Linked DNA regions of Homo sapiens: region 2 is linked to region 1. Evidence: chromatin loops called from intact Hi-C (ENCODE). Cell type or tissue: B cell. All regions are shown on one strand. Each heading gives the region's core, and the rest is flanking DNA. Links, peaks and the distances in the headings are about the cores only. Region 1 holds the start of LINC02471 (long intergenic non-protein coding RNA 2471). Region 2 overlaps LRRK2 (leucine rich repeat kinase 2).

Region 1 (8,348 bases), core at 337-8,336:
TGCATTTATATAAGGATAATAGTACCACCTACCTTACAATATTACTGAAAAAGATTCAACTGGGCAAGGCTAATTAAATAATAATAAAGTATACCATATTCTTAGTTTCCTTTTTTAAAAAATCTTTCCTGAATTTTGGTTAGAGTAAGTCCTGATTCAAAGGACAGATGTGTGTGTCTTCCTTCCTTGAAACTAATACTGTTTCTGGTGAGCTTTTGCTCATCCAACTCTGTAATAGAAATCCCATATTCTTGCTATAAATAAAGGCCTTTATAATTTGTGACATTTACTTCTTACCTAAATATTCTGCAACTGCAGATCTCAGACTCTGGCTCTGTCACATGAAAAAAGTCTTCTGTGTGCTCACTGCGTCAGCATACTCTACCACCCTTTCTGTATCACCTCATATGGTAGGAGCTTACATAATTGTAAAGTGGTTGCATAGCAACCAAATTATCAAACACCTCCATCCCACTTTTTCTGTCTTAAACCCTCAAACAACTAGTGGAGCATTTTCAGTTAACAACAGTCTTTAATCAGAGGAGAGAAAATTCCAGGTTGCTGATTCAGTTATTTCTTTTTATTTACCTCTATTTTTATATTCACCCGGCTCGTGTGAAAAACAAAAACTGAAGTACTCACAGATGAGGCAGTGTTTAGCATCTAAACACACCATATGCCAAGGGATAGATGTTGTTGTTGCAGCTGTCCAAAGTTAGCCAGGTTAACACTGACAAACAGCTTCCCCCAGAACATGAGAAAACCACGGCCGCCTGCTCCTTGTTGGCTGGTGGAGTGAAACAGACTTTACAGTACACTGGATCAGCTAAACTGTGAATTACAGGTGAACCAAAGCCATTCTGTCAGTCATTCAAGGAAAAATGACTTCACTCAGCTAGAGGACACTCCCTTGACAAAAAAAAAAAAAAGGAAAAAGGACTTGAGAAATCATTGAATCAAGACCTTCCTTGCTCAGTTCAATTGATTTGCCTAAAGTCATAAAAACAGTAACTTAGTCGCAAAGATGTAATAAGGAAAAATCTTCCTACTTGAATTAAGGATTCCTCCAAGGAGGCAGCATGATACTGTTTTAAGAGCACAGGGCATTAAGTATAACCACCTTGGTTTACATTCTATTTCTCAATTACAAGCTACCACCAAGTTAACTTTTAGGGGTTTCAGTTTCCACAATGCTACCTTACAGCATTATTTGGAGAGCTGCATAAGACAATCCACATGATATTCATGTTACTGCACCTTGTGCAAGTTAAGTACATGTTAGCAATTATTATTATTATTATTCGGTGGTCTAGGAAATCCAAATTTGTCTGGTCCAGAAACAAACAAATTGTCCTATGTCTTCAAAAGAATGGAGCATCCTACATTCAATGGAACTGTAAAGTCAAATAAGCTTTAAAAATTTAAAACTATATCTAAATCACTGACTATTTGGTTTAAAATTCTGTCCCCCCTGGTTCTTGGATGACTATTCTAAGTGTTCAACAAATTTCACCAGCTCAAAACAGTAACCACATATAATGTGGAATTAAGAAACAAGAGTTTGTATTTCTACCTAAAACTCTCATTTGACCCTTTAAACCAGATTCCAGTTTTTTTTTGCTTTGTTTGTTTGTTTGTTTGTTTTTTGGTGGGAGGAAAGAGGAAGAAAATGAACAAAACAAAAATATATGCAGTATAAGAAACCCGGTCTAGTTTGAGCCTTGAGCCATGACGTAAACATTCTTTTAAAGAGAAGCTTCCATGATTAATTACTACAGTTTATTTTTTCCCCCTCTAGGAAATCAACAATCAACTAGATGTAACACTTGGGAGAGTTTATTTTTGGCTAGCCTAGTAATTATAGCCAGAACAGAGCAGGGCAGGTAGATAGGAAATATTTTAGAAACTATTTTATCAAAGCATCAGGATTTTCAAAAAGAACAAGGCAGGGGTTCCCTCCCACACTTAAAATAACAATGAAAAACATGGCTGCGGTTAGATTCTTTAAGAAAAAGAATAAGTTTGAGTCTTGCTCTTGGGCCTGGCCACGCTTATCGGTGTTATGCTTTGCATGTCAGATGCTCTCTTCTGTAACAGTCTTCTCTTTGCCTAGTGAGGAGGAAGACTCATTCTTTCTGCAACCTCAAAGAGTTAATCAATATGAACATAAATATTCAACAGATATCAATTGTCCTTTTGCCTACCTCTGTGATACCAGGAATATTTTCTCAAATGACTTCCAAGTGTTGTTTTGCCATGTCTGTAAAAACAGACTGTCAGAAGTGTCTGGATCAAGCAATGGGAGCAGTTAAATAGAGCTTTCACCCCTTTCGTCTTTCTTCTGGAATAATTTCTCTGACTCTCATGCATACAGTGCACACTAGCAGATGCTAGCGTTTTGGCGTTATCTGTGACCTTCTATAAAAGTTGCTACTAAGATGGGCGCAGCAGCTCATACCTGTAGCCCCAACTACTCTAAATGGCTATGGTATTCTCAGGCTAAACTCATTACAGTGTAATAATCTGCTATTCCAAAAATATTTATTTACTTGATAGCACAGTGGACCCTGAAAGGCATTGTAGGTCTTTTTGTTTGATTAATTGCCTGTTCACTTTGTTTTCAAACATCATCAATATAGAAGAGGAAAATGATATTAACAAAGACCATATAGTGCTTAAAGTATGTGAAGCTGGTTAAAATATTCCCAGTTGATATTTCTTTCTCTGGCCATATGAAGAAATTTACAGGCCAGTCATGGTGGCTCACATCTGTAATCCCAGCATTTTGGGAGGCCAAGGCAGGAGGATACCTGGAGCCCCGGAGTTTGAAACTAGCCTGGGCAAAATAGAGAGACCCCCCATCTCTACAAAAATAAAAATAAAAAGGAAATTTACAATTTTTGGCTAAGAGGATATAGTATCATGTGAGAGAACTTTAAAACAAACTTAATCCAGGCAGTGCCACCACCCTCTGCCCCCACCCATCTTCATTAGTACTGGATCAGGAAGTACTTTATACTCAGTTATCTTTGCTTTTCGGTGCTGTGACCTTGTATAAAAGTTGCTACCAAGCTGGGCGTGGTGGCTCATGCCTGTAGTCTCAACTACTCAGGAGGCTGAGATGAAAGGATCATCGCTTGAGCCTGTGAGGTCAAGGCTGCAGTGAACTGAGATGGTGCCACTGCTCTCCAGCCTGAGCAACAAAGGGAGACCATGTCTTAAATAAATAAATAGAGTTGCTACTACTATGTTCAACTGCAAATGTTAGATGAACAGTCATTTAAATGAGAATTGAAGCCCATGGTAAGAAAGACAGGAATTTTTGTGATGAATTAAGTAAAAAAGGTGGTTGGTTGAATTTGACTCACTAAACAATGGTGAGTCAGTTAGGAAGTTGAGGAATGTGGACAAATGAGGAAGAAAAGACCAATAAAGAGCAGGTACATATATAGAAGTGCCAATAATATCAGCTTCTTTTAGCCTAGTTTTTCCTAAAACTTTGGGTACTTAGTAAAATTGTTGAAAAGTTCATTTGAGAATCATCTGGAACAACAGGGATGAACTTTGAAAAATTATGTCAATTGAAACTTTATAATTCCACTTATATAAAGTACCTAGAGTCAAATTCATAGACACAGAAAGTGGAATGGTTGTTGCTGGGGGTTGGGGGAGGAGAAAATGGGGAGTTATTTTTTAATGGGTATAGAGTTTCAGTTTGGGAAAATGAAAAAGTTCTGGAGCTGGATGGTGATGACGGTTACAAAAGAATGTCAATGTACTTAATGCCACTGAACTGTACACTTTAAAACAGTAAATTTTACGTTATGTATATTTTATCACAATAAAAAAGAATCACCTGAAAAAAGATAGCAAAGGAGGAAACTGACTAGGATACAATTGAAAGAACCATGAGAAACAAATAAATATATATAGACCAAATTCCTATTATCATAGTCTGTTTTTACCTTGAAATGTATAGAAAAGTTCAGCAAAAGAGTGCCCCCTTGTGGACCTCTGCGAGGTGGCAACATGCATAATTAATCCTGAATGTCCCTGTACAATTACAAGGCTCTTTTGAATTATACATGCTTGCATTCCTCGATGACAGGGGCCTCAAAAGCCTCCCAAAAGTTAACTCAAGATCAGAGACTGAAGAAAAGGATGCTGATATATTTTGAAGAGATTTCTCTTAATTTCTAAGTTGGCAGAGTCAAGACTATTCATTTCTTGAAGGTTTTTAAAAGTTGAAGTTTAACGGTTGTTATGGAACTGCAACTTAGGATGTTTAAGTTCATGTTGGGTTTCTGGAGGAAGTCTCTCTACAAGAAAAAATATTTGGAGTGTTTTCTGTAGGGGATATCTTTGAAGATTAACCTTCATTCATCACTTCAATTTGTTCTGTTTCTCAGCAAGAATGACTTTTTCGTTACTTCTATTCAACTTTGCTCTTAATAAATAGAAAACTAGAGAAAAAATAAATATCTGTATGACTTCCACAAAGTGGTATAATGTCCTTCCACAATATGTATGTTAACACTTTTATTTCAAGTAGCTTTTTGATGATTATATAATTGTTCTTTTTTTTTAATCTACAGAATTTAATCAACCTCATATAGTGGCCAAGGAACATATTAAATAAGTTTTTCAAGGTCGTTGAAAGAATGAATGGGAAAGCAAGATTAAAATTCTGATATCCCACAGTGATGTTAGCTGGTTGCCAACACTGTTGCTCTACAAATGTAGTTCTTAAGTAGAAACAATTTTTTAGTTGGAATTTCTCAAGGTAATTCTATGATTTTGTGAGGAAAAATGACATAGAATTGACCAAAATTCCTTTTGCAGGCATAGGTTCCTAACTGTGAATATCCTGATTTTGAAGAAAACAGTAGATTAATTTCAACTGCTGGCAGCTTTCACTTGACCTTGCAAAGGTTACAATTATCCAGAAATCTCATACGTAAGTACCGTTTAGTGAAAAGTTCAAATTAAATATCTCTTTACACGTGGACTTCTGTTTCCTTAGGATCTGGAGCCTGAACCAGACTAGTATTGATATAATAACTGTACCTAGCTTAAACAGTTTGTATTGATCCACTCTGAGATGCTTTGGAGACCATTAGTCATAAGTTCACACTGTTATTGTAAAGCTTTACGAACCGGCTATTATCCCTTCCAGTTTTAACTATGTGGAAGTTTTTTTAAAAACTTTTAATTTTGCAACAATTTGAGATTTACAGAAAAGTTGCAAAGATAGTGTAAAGAATTTTTTTATACCTTCAATCAGTGTCTCCTCATGTTAACATCTTACATTATTCTGCTACATTTGGCAAAACTAACAGACTTATACTGGTACATCCCTATTAACTAAACTCCAAATTTTATGTAGATTTCACTAGTTTCTCCACTGATGTTCTTCTATCCCAGATTCCCATGCAGAATATCATATTGCATTTAGCCGTCATGTCTCCTTAGTCTTCTCTTCTCTGTGAAAGTTTCTCAGTATTTTCCTATTTCTCATGACCTTCACAGTTTTAAGGAATATCTATTTTGTAGAATGTTAGCAAGTTCAATTTTAACCAAGAAGATAAAAGTTATACACTAAGAATGTTTTTCTCATGATTAGACTGGAGTTATGGGTTTTCATATCAGGCAGGGGTATATAGCATCAACATAACTTATCACTGGTGATGAGAACCTTGACCACTAGGTTAAGGTTGTGCTTTTCCACTAGAAAGTTGCTATTTTTCCTTTCACTATTCTTTGGGAGAGCATCACTGAGTTCAGCCCACACTCAAGGTGGAAGGGAGAGGAGAGAATATCTGCATATGTTATTTGAAATTTTCTGGAAGGAAAATTTGCCAATTGTCTCCCATTTATTTATTTGTTCAATGATTTCTTTGTACCAGCACAGACTCGTGTGGTGTTTTAAACTTTGGATTATAATTCACTACCACATTATTTATTTCACTGCCCAAATTATTCCAGCTTTGGCCATAGTGGTTTCTTTCAGGTTTGTTACTGTGACCTTTTGACATGCCTTCATTTTTTAGGGGGTGGGGGGTGTTTGTTGTTTGTTTGTTTTCTTGCTTGCTTGCTTTTGAGCACTTCTGGCACTAAAAGATGATCCAGGTTCATCTAGTATTTACCCGATCCCAGCCCTAGAATCAATAATTCCTTCAAGGAGCTCTGATTGATTGTTTCTATTGGTGACTGATATTTAGAAAGCAAGATCTAGAGACTTAGTGTGCTCATTGCTATAGGGTGTCATTGCTTCTAGGCTCTCCCAGCAAACTGAAGTAGGAAACACATGTATGTATGCTAATAATACATATATATGTATATAATCACATCTATAATTATTTCTCTGTCTCTCAATATATATATAGATGATAAGTGGTTAGATAGATGATTAGTAGATATTAATAGATAATAGGGATTCCTACTGAAGTCTCTAACACTAATATATAGTACTACAGAGTTTATTTGAGTCTTCTGTTGAGACTTACTAAAAATCTTGAACTTTACTTCCTTTTATTAACTGAATATTTTTGGTATTATGTTTTATATTAGTAAAGGATGTTTCCCTATTAAGCTGATGCTGGTGTACTTTGGTAGCATAATGATGTTGCAGTATCATTCTCTATAAATCAAGCAAAAATGTCTTGATCCATGTGGCAGACACTGCTGATTATCTGCCTAATATTTCATCTCTTCTTCATTCCACAAATTTTAAGGACAGCACTGTGTCCAGTTAAAAATTCTCCTCCATAGACTCTTTTTAAGGTAGAATTGCCCCCATGTAATCTAGACTTACAAGATGCAGGAGGAAACTTCCTGTAGGAAGCTTGTGGGAATGTCATTGTTTTCGCAATAAAATTCACCTTTGCCCTTCATCCTGCTCTCCTCCTCCCATATGAGACATGCAAATGACATCTGGAGGTGGGGCAGCCATCCTACAACCAAGAGGATAAAAGACACTAGAATGGCAGAGAAGGAAGGGAGAAGGAGCCTGGTCTGATGAGTTCTGTTAGCACCATCTCTAATGCATCATCTTTGGTCTGCCTACCCCTAGACTTCTTGTACATGGGGAAAATGAGCTCATATTTGGCTAAGCCACTTCTGTCTGTTGTGTAACATTCAACACAGTAATCTAACCCCTTGGGAGGAACAGAAGGACATATTTTTTTCTTTATAAATTGGATGGTCCATTATTGTAATTATATGTGGCATAAAATGCCAGCCAGTGCTTGTTCATTATATTATGCTTAGGTGTGGAAGAGCATATTTCAGGTTCAAGAGTTAGTATGCAAAAAGATGAATGGAATTCAGACTACTTATTCTAAACAGCATGTTTCAGGATTAGCCAAAAGCTCATCCATACATACTATTTAAAGAAACAAACTTTGGAAAAACAAGGTAATTGTGTATGGGTCCTAAGGTCATAGATTAGTATCATAAGAGATTGATGTTCAGAATGTGATTCAATATCTTAAGTATATAGTCTAATAATTCTTGAGGTGGCAAGAGGGGATATGGGGTAGAAAGGGAGAGTAGGGGAGTGTCAGAGTTCATGGGAGAATATGCAGTGTGAAAAAATTAAAATTATAATGATTTTTGATCAATGTACTTAATTTTCTTTGAAAGTGAATAATGATAATAGTAATAGGCATATATGATACTCTGAGCAATATACTAGGCATGTAAAAGAATTATAACATTAACTTGTCACAATAATACTTTGCAGTAGCTATTCTTAGTATCTGCATTTAAAAGATGGGGAAACTCAAATACAGAAGTGTAAGATCACATATCTGGTAAGTGCTCATAATTCAAACCCAAATACGTCTGATTCCAGGATCTAGGTTCCTCCCAATTTCACTGAAGTGTTTTTTTGCTAAATAACTAAAGGAAGGTATAGCACTCCTATTTTATCAAAAGTCACTTTACAAAAGGGATTTTTTAAAAGTTGAGTAATACTGTCATATTCCTAATGAAAAATTAAAAGGTATGTTCCTACCCACCAATAGGAGTAAACCACATTGCTAAATGACATAATTTTGTAAATACATATAACAGTTTAGACTGACATTTAATTTGCTTGAGTCCGTGACCTCAGACCATTCAATATCACTAAGGCATGTTTTCTCAATCAAACCATAAAAAATGAAATATATTTGTTTCACATAAACTATTTGCAAAAGGAATATGTATAGTTATGCTACATTGCTCATAATTCATTTTTATGTGAAGTATTTTGATACCAGGCTACAAAGGGCGGGGAGTTTCACTGTCATTTTGATTTAGGAAATGCCAGATACCTGTGAGCTCAACTGACATGCATAAATTAT
Region 2 (8,348 bases), core at 291-8,290, 110 kb before region 1:
ACAACCTAGAATATGCTTACTAGTAACACTTCTTCCCACCCACTTATGAAAAATCATGTACAACTCCCACAAAGGGAGTCTTCCTAGTGCCAATTTACGCTGTCTCATCCTTACTAGTAAGCCCACCCTGAATTCTGTCAGGGTATAAGTGTCTATTCCTCACTTAACTTGCAAAATATTCTTTTTCTTTTGCAATAAATTACTCGATGCTGCATCTCCTCTGCTGTGTGTCTCTTGTTTAAAGAAAAGAACCAAGGTTTCACAACAGCCATCAACAACCGGCTTATGAGATTCAGGAGAGAAGAGTACAAAGCATATTTATTTATCTTCTAAATGCCTAACCCCTTCCTTCCATATACTTATTTTCAACAAATATTTCTCAAGATAAATTTAACCCATTACAACATAAATTCTTGCCATACTCAAGGATTGTATTAAAGTTTGAGTATAAATGACTCAAACATATTATAGGCAGTGAGTGACAGTATAAAGTTCAATTTAAAATGAATTTTTAAGGGAGATCTCTCTGGAAGCCACTTTAATTAATTTATGACATTCATCAAAGTATATCAAATCACATGGAATCATTTCCATTAATTATTTTAAATAGGCTCCTCCTTTTATAAAAATGTTCACACTAATTATGTCTTTATTCTTAACATCTTTAATAAAGAACCAATTCATCTTATGCAAAATTTCCAAAACTTCTTAATTCCACCAATACTTTTTGCATTACACAATTTAAATGTAATTCCCTTCTTCTCTTTTTCATACTCAGTATGATTTATGGATACTTTAATTATAATGTAGGAACATGGATATGTAAATGCTAAAAAATGGAAACAATGTATACCAAATCATTTCAGAGGTTATTTCTCCGGAGAACAATGAAAAGGAGCGTAGGGAATCAAAGAAGACTTTACTGTTTTTGTTTGTCTGTTTTTGTTTTTGTTTTGAGACGAAGTCTCACTCTTGTCGCCCAAGCTGGAGTGCAGTGGTGTGATCTCAGCTCACTGCAACCTCTGCCTCCTGGGTTCAAGCGATTCTCCTGCCTCAGCCTCCTGAGTAGCTGGGATTACAGGCACGTGCCACCATGCCCAGTTAATTTTTGTATTTTTAGTAGAGACAGGGTTTCACCATGTTGGCCAGGTTGCTCTCGAACTCCTGACCTCGTGATCCACCCACCTCAGCCTCCCAAAGTGCTGGGATTACAGGTGTGGGCCACTGTGCCCAGCCGAAGACTTTACTGTTAACACTGGTATGTCTTCATGGGCTAAACCATATACTATGAGACCAGAAAAGAAAGACAAGTAGCCAGAGGACAGAAAGAGAAAACAGCAGCCATAGTACCCAGCATGACTCACAAGGTCTAGCTGCATATATGGCTCTTTGGTTCTCTTTCTGGTTGAGCAAACTAGAGTGGATTTATGTTACTGGCAATCAAAAGAATCTTGCCTACATCTATAATTGATAATACACTTAGCTGGACTTAGCTTAGTACATATCTTTTCACTTCCCACATCCCCACTGTCATCTTATGTCTCTAACCACATGACTTCCTCCTATCATAGCAAACGGAGAACAGAAAACTTAGACTGAAAAAGCGCCCCTAGTTCTCCAAATTTAATATTTTAGTTAATAGTATAAATACAGAAAACTTATATTCAACATACCCTGTTCAAAGCTGCTAGGACCAGTTTGTGAATATCATTCTTGAAACACTGTTTTTTAACCATATTTAGCTTATGATGAAATTCTGTATCCTCCCTGGATTCTTCTGGCATGCCTAAATGCACAGATAAATAAATAAAGAAAGAATTTTCTTATAAACATTTGAGTTGAACAGACTGTTACTTTCTAGAAATTGTCATAATTAATCTCACAATATATGTGTTGTACTTTTTTCTAGTACATGTTTCCTTATCAAATAAATAACCAGAAATTTTAAGGAATCTATAAAAATAGTTCATCACTGAATATAAAATAAATATAATGTGTAAGAATGCTTACTGAATTTGAAGTAGCAAAAAATTACGATGGTGAAGAAATTTTCTGTAGCAAACAATCACTTTTTTGTGTGAGTAGGCTGTGCTTTAAGATGCTGGAAGATTTTTATGCAACAATGGACAACATGAGAAAAGCTCAGAGTTACTTGGACCACAACATAAAAAGGCAGAAATGAAATATAGACAAAAAAGAGTAGCTGGAATAATCGTAGCAAAAAATAAGATTTGAGTTTCAGTATTAAGGTGGTAGAGAACATGTCATTTTTTAGAAGTTCTGTAAAGGCTATATAATAGCATTGCTATTTTAAAAAATCATATTCTTTATTAAGCTACACTGTAGCTGAACTATGCTAAAAACACTACAAGTCAAAAATGTGGTAATGTAACATATAATTAAAATTATTATGAATGAATAATGTTTTCCAAACCTAAGATTATAGACATAAATATTAATAAAAAATCATTTATGATCTTCCACTTTAATAATCTGCATTAATGCAAACTGTAAGCTGGCTACAACAGGCTTTTCATTTATTTAAGAAGCATCTGAATTCCAATTACATGCCAAGGATTTTGTTAATGCTGGGAATACTATGGTAAGGAAGGCAGCCTTGATAACCACCCTCCTCCAACTTTCAGTCCTTATTTTAAAATGTACTCAAAGAGGTTCTGACATTCACCTCTTGCCGTGTGGTCTGGGGCAAGTCCCTTAAACTGTCTGTGTATCATTTCCAGTGAGCAAGACCACAGTAACTTCTGAGGCTGCCTATTACACCTTAAGAAGATGTGACCACTAAAACTGGCCTGAGTAGTAAAAACATCATGCTACATGTAATGGGTCTTATTTAACATCTTCCTTAAATTAAGACCAAATGAACATTCCTGTAAATTTCTTCTCCAGTCTTTGTTCTATCACTTGAGGTCCTACTATTCAAATGGATATAATTTCCTTTCTACATAACAGTCCTTTAGGTCGTGTGGACTGTAAATTTTTTTGAGAGCAGTATCCATAATCTCATCATCTCCCGATACCTTAAGGATTCTAGACATAGTGCTTTAAATACAACAGTTGTTCAGGACAAGATTGTTGCACAAATATTTATTTTAAAATGCCTACTCTGGAGTCAGCCTGCATAAGCTGAAAATCTGGTGCTGTTATATCAGGCCTGACCTTAAAAATCTCTACAATTCTATGCCTCAGTTTTGTAGTCCATACAATACCAAAATAATAATAATAATAATATCTGCCTCATGGAGTGCTGTTAGAATCAGAAGAGATAATATACTTAAAATACTTCAAACAATGCCTAATACTTTTTAAGTCCTCCATATTGTTTGGTATTATTACTGTTACTGGTTATAAGTAAGTAGATTTGAATAGAGTTTCATATCCCTTTGAGTCATCTCTTCTTCAAATAAAACAATCTCAGTTCCTCTTATTGCTCTTTTTGATGTGCTTTTATCTCCCTAATCACTCTCCTCTATATACTTCCCAATTTGCCTATATCCCTTCTTAAAGAATTTCACATTATTTCCTCTAAAACTAGCAGTAACTCAAGAAACAAGTCAAATGATATTTTATTAAAGTAACTGGGTCTTCATTATTATTTTCTTAAAGCAACCAGCTCAATGTCTATATAACAAGTTATTATAAAGTAGAAGAGAAAAAGTACAGTAATAGATTGAAAGAAACTTAAGATATATGCACTAGATGCAATATGCTATCCTTAATTGGACCCTAAATTATACACATTTGCCATAATGTACATCTTTGCCACTAAAAAACCTGAATATAATCTAGCTAATAAATGAATACATGTACACCTAGGTATCTCATAAGAACCTCAACTTAACATGTTCAAACCAGAATCATATTCAACCTCAAAACTACTGGAGTATTGCTACCATAGTTACTTGTTGATACCTAGAATGATACGGTACTGCACGGCATGGTACATTACGTTGGGTACAGTACAGTATGGTGTACTGTGGTAGTATAATATGTTAGCATACAGTAAATGATTAAGCCTTTACCTACTAGAAGAATGTACTTACATACTGATATGCTTATAAAATGTATTTTTTTACATTAAGTACAGTCCTCAAGTGATTATTTTCAAGGGCACCCATAATACATCTGATTGATTGTTAACTAACAATTTTCCTTCAGGATCAGTTTAAGAACAATAAAAGAAAAGAAATACTGTATTCAAAACTTGCTTTTGGACTAAAAGAGTATTATTTTATTAACTAACAGAAACGGTTTTTGAGTGTCCTTTGGTTATCTTTAAAACCCAAAACCTCCCTCAAAAGAATAAGGCTGTCAACTTTAAGGATAATCAAAAGGCATTTTTATTGTTTTTAATTACAATCTAAAAATAAAATTCAATAAAACATGCAATAATATTTTCAAGTAAAATTACATCTGTTACATTACGTCTCAAAACTAAGCTGAAACTATGAATAGGACACCATGATTCAATTTTTAAAATACTGATTGAATAGCCACCAGAGGACTGGGGGGCCCAGAAAAAAATGACTGAAGAAAGCTCTGTCCTTGAAAAAACTTTTATATTGAGTAATACTCTTATACAGAGAAACAAAATACCTATATAACTAGAGAAAATGATAGATTTAGGAAGATTTCATTTTAAAAGAACAAAGCAAAAATGACTTCAAAAGATTGGGAACTTCACAGAACAAAGTATCATCCCTCATACTTAGGGATCACGATGTCACATCAAACAGATCTCCCAACCATCTGTCCAATCTGCCCTCTCATCTGTGTTTCCATTGCTGGGTCCCTTCACTGGGTCTCACTTGACTACCATGGACCTCCAACCCAATCTCCTTGTATCTAGTCTCTCTCCCTGTCTATCATCCTCTGCACCACAATGCTATTGTCTTTAGTTGCAAATTTCGGTGTGACACTACAATCTGCAAACAATTTTAATAAACTTGGGTTGGCTTCCATTTTTAAAAGGCAAAAAATTTTTAGCACTGCATTCAAGGCCCTTTTCTTTGGGCCTCAGCCTTTCCTTCCACACTCATCCCCAAGCACTCCTCTCCTTATCCTCCATGCCTCACTCACCCCCGACCATGTGCACTTTCTTCTGCTTGAAATGTCTTCCTTGGCCTTTCTACCAGGCCAGCTCTATCTACCCTTCCACCTCAAATATTACAATCTCTGTCCTACTCCTTTGAAGAAATTATTTGTGCCTCCATCGATATTCTCAAAGCCTTTTATATATGCATCTATCATCGCCTCTCTCACGCTGCCTGTTAATTATCTATTTACACTTCCATCTACCTCTAAGCTCCTATAATAGTACAGTTGTGCTTTTTTTCCAATTCATCTTTTAAAGTTTAACAGCATCACAGTGCTTAGAACATAAGAAGCACTTAATAAATGTGTTGGATGAATACAGACATAGGTGTTTTAAAGGGGCTTTGGAGAACAAATAAGGTGATAACAGATGTCAGTAACAATTAAAGGTGGGTGGAGGGTGGAAGCCATTGAGGTAAATGAGTACAAGCCACATTGGAGAAAGATTAATTCAATCATAGAGTAAGAAAAGGATAGAAATGAAGGAAGAGAACAGGTATGAAAATTAGCTAATAGTACAATTCAAACAAGAGAAAAAAAGCTTGAACTCAGGTCATGGCAACAAAAATAGAAAAGAATTATCAGAGATGAACACCCTCCTTAAAAATAAAAGCTCCACATTTTACATTGTAGTTACTTTGTATAAATAAATTACTGAATTCATATTGCTTTCTTATAAAAATTAATCTAAGTGACTCTTCTGCATCATATTTAACCTCTTTTTGGTTTAACAGAAAGATTTACATTTAGTCGACAGAAACTAGTCTTTTAATATTTGCCTAGAATATTGCTATTTCATGAAAAATCAAAAATCCATTTAAATTGTTATCTCTTCCCACAATCAACTATGTAACTTACCAGGCACTATAAAATGTAAAATAGCTCGAAGCGCCTCCAGCTGCACTGGTAATGATGTCTCATGACGTTTCATAACTGTTAGTATTTTGGGGACCACTGCTGCCATTATATCCAGGGAAGTGTTGCTGGGGATATAAAATTGGCATGCTTATTGAAAGACTGATCTGATTCAATGGTATAAACACCAAATTGAAATAAGTACAGGAGGGCAGAACCAATATATTTTATCAGGAAAGACTATATGAAAATGCATTTGAAATCAGTAGTATGAGCATACATAATTTTAATTGTCTAAACTTTGAACTCATAAGATAGAATTCATAGTAATCCGGGAATTATTTCACTTCATAAAACTAACAACATCCTTCTGACCTACGATGGGTCAATAACAACAATCCCAGCAGGTAGGTGTTATTATCCCCATTTTCTACATGAAGAACTTAGACAGATAGAGGTTAAATATTCAGGTCTTATCACTAGAAAGTGACAGAGACAAGGCTGGTACCCAAACTTGTCTGACCCCAAGACAAGGCCTCTTTACATCACACGAACCTTCCTCTTCCAGATTAACATCACTGGACTTCTTATAAGGTATTTTTAATTATTTTTAATTTGTTTTACAGTCTTGGTTTCTCTCAGGTATTTAAGCTATTCTTTCTTTTACATATGAGCAAATGTCACTTGACTAGAATGCAGTAGGTACTATGAACTTTAATACAGTCAATCCTTGCTTTGCTTGTTAACTGAAACTTGTGCATATCAGAACCATGTTCTCACTTTGCATGGTTCTGTGGACACTGAGATACATTCCTTCTTTTCCAACTTAAAGTCCCAGTTTAAACACATCCCTCCATTGGAGCCTCCCCTCCTTGGGTAACCCCAGCTGAGTCCACTCTACTCTTACCATTGCGTCTTTTACACACTACTGCCACTGCATTCTGAGACTGTATTATAATAATCTGTTTACTTATCAGTCTCTCGACTCACATGAGTTCTGTAGGGGCAGACACACTGTCAGAGCCAATGCGGAATCTCCAGGGCTGCAACTGTACACATTTTACGTAAGAGCATGCAGCGAGAAACATTAAATGCCTTGCCCAGAATCTACAGAATCCTAGACTGGAGTTTATTCCGCTGTGTTTTTGCCTCATTTGTAAAGGTTTGCACACTTCCGGCCCCATTAAAATCAACATTTAAGATAAACTTTTCATCTCAGTGTTCAAAAACAACACTTAAATAAGAGAAATACAGCTTAGAAAGATATATAAACATAGATTAGTTAGACTGATGTTAAAAACAGTGTAACCCTACTTCTTACAAGTCTGCAGTTACGCTACATTTCATGCTATATGCACTTCATTTATTCACACTTAGTAACAGTATAACAACAATAGACACAATTTGTTGAGTGCTTAAAATGCAGCAGGCATTATCCTAATCCCTTTGTAAAAATTAATTTATTTAATCCTTACATTCTAAGCTTACAACTTTCAAAGTTGTTATTATCATTCCTCTTTATCAATGAGGAACGTGAAGTTTTAGAGATGAAACAGTTGGCTCAAATTAGTGGCAAAACCAGGAACAAAATTAGTTTTCACTGCAACTTCTGTGCCAATTATTTTTTTTACACATGAGAGTTCTGCCCACACCTACCACCCCTCACCCCCACCTCATCCCACCCTGCCCCACCACCATCCACACATAGATCAAAGGATATGGTCTCTGTTGTGCCACTAACCGCCAGCTATATAATCTTAGCATCTCTGCACTTGGACTAGATGTAGTTAAAATTTTCCCTAACTAAGGATTGAGAGCAGGAAGAGAAGACAAAGTTCATTCAGATGAAGGAATAATATATTCGTTGTGAAAGAGCAAAATTTAGCCATAAACTGATTTTATCTTTTATAACTTTCACACACACAATAATTAGAAAAACTGCTGTATGCTATGTGCTATACAATTACCACTTTTCAAAATATAGTCAACATCAAGCATCAGGTTCAAAAGCAAACCTTCAACATGTTTCCACAATCTTGCCATTCCTTTCAGTGTTCAGATAAAGTAAGTCTATGGTACTAGTGACACGAGATTACATTGCAAAATGCTTCAGTTTTCAAGTGTCTTATGTTTTTCTTTTTCTTTTCATTGTTAGAAATATGCTTGAAATATTGATATTCTACCTGGCCCAATATGATATATTCTGTACAAGTTAATGAATCTATATTACCTTCCTTCAAAAAGATGATTTAGCATTTTACAGCCACTTTCAGCCACTTCAGGAGAATGTATATGCTTCTGCATTAACTCCAAAACATTCAGGTGTATTCCTTTTGATAACAGTATTTTTCTGAAATTAACTGAGATTTTTTAAAATGTTA

The links. Peaks named below come from ENCODE experiments on the same cell type or tissue, not always from the same donor. Only the 100,000 strongest peaks of a DNase experiment are listed, where the experiment ranks them.
Region 2: it touches region 1 in a loop (5-fold over the local background); 2 of 110 quality-filtered maps call a loop at or near these places.

What each region holds. Positions count from the first base shown.
Region 1 is chr12:40,148,638-40,156,985 of GRCh38, reverse strand. LRRK2-DT (LRRK2 divergent transcript) reads left to right here. Exons shown (of 9, transcript NR_186757.1): 7 at 4,843-4,957. LINC02471 (long intergenic non-protein coding RNA 2471) reads right to left here and starts at 747. Exons shown (of 2, transcript NR_146526.1): 1 at 643-747. In B cell, for the core only: CTCF peaks have their summits at 3,798 and 4,007 (motif pointing left); DNase peaks (open chromatin) are centred at 425, 925 and 3,995; H3K27ac peaks cover 795 bases.
Region 2 is chr12:40,257,227-40,265,574 of GRCh38, reverse strand. LRRK2 (leucine rich repeat kinase 2) reads right to left here. Exons shown (of 51, transcript NM_198578.4): 12 at 8,198-8,327; 13 at 5,971-6,095; 14 at 1,674-1,786. Among named protein-coding and RNA genes, the nearest start is that of LRRK2, 36 kb to the right of the region's middle. In B cell, for the core only: no CTCF peak of the experiment used is centred there; DNase peaks (open chromatin) are centred at 1,514, 2,794 and 3,454; H3K27ac peaks cover 1,702 bases.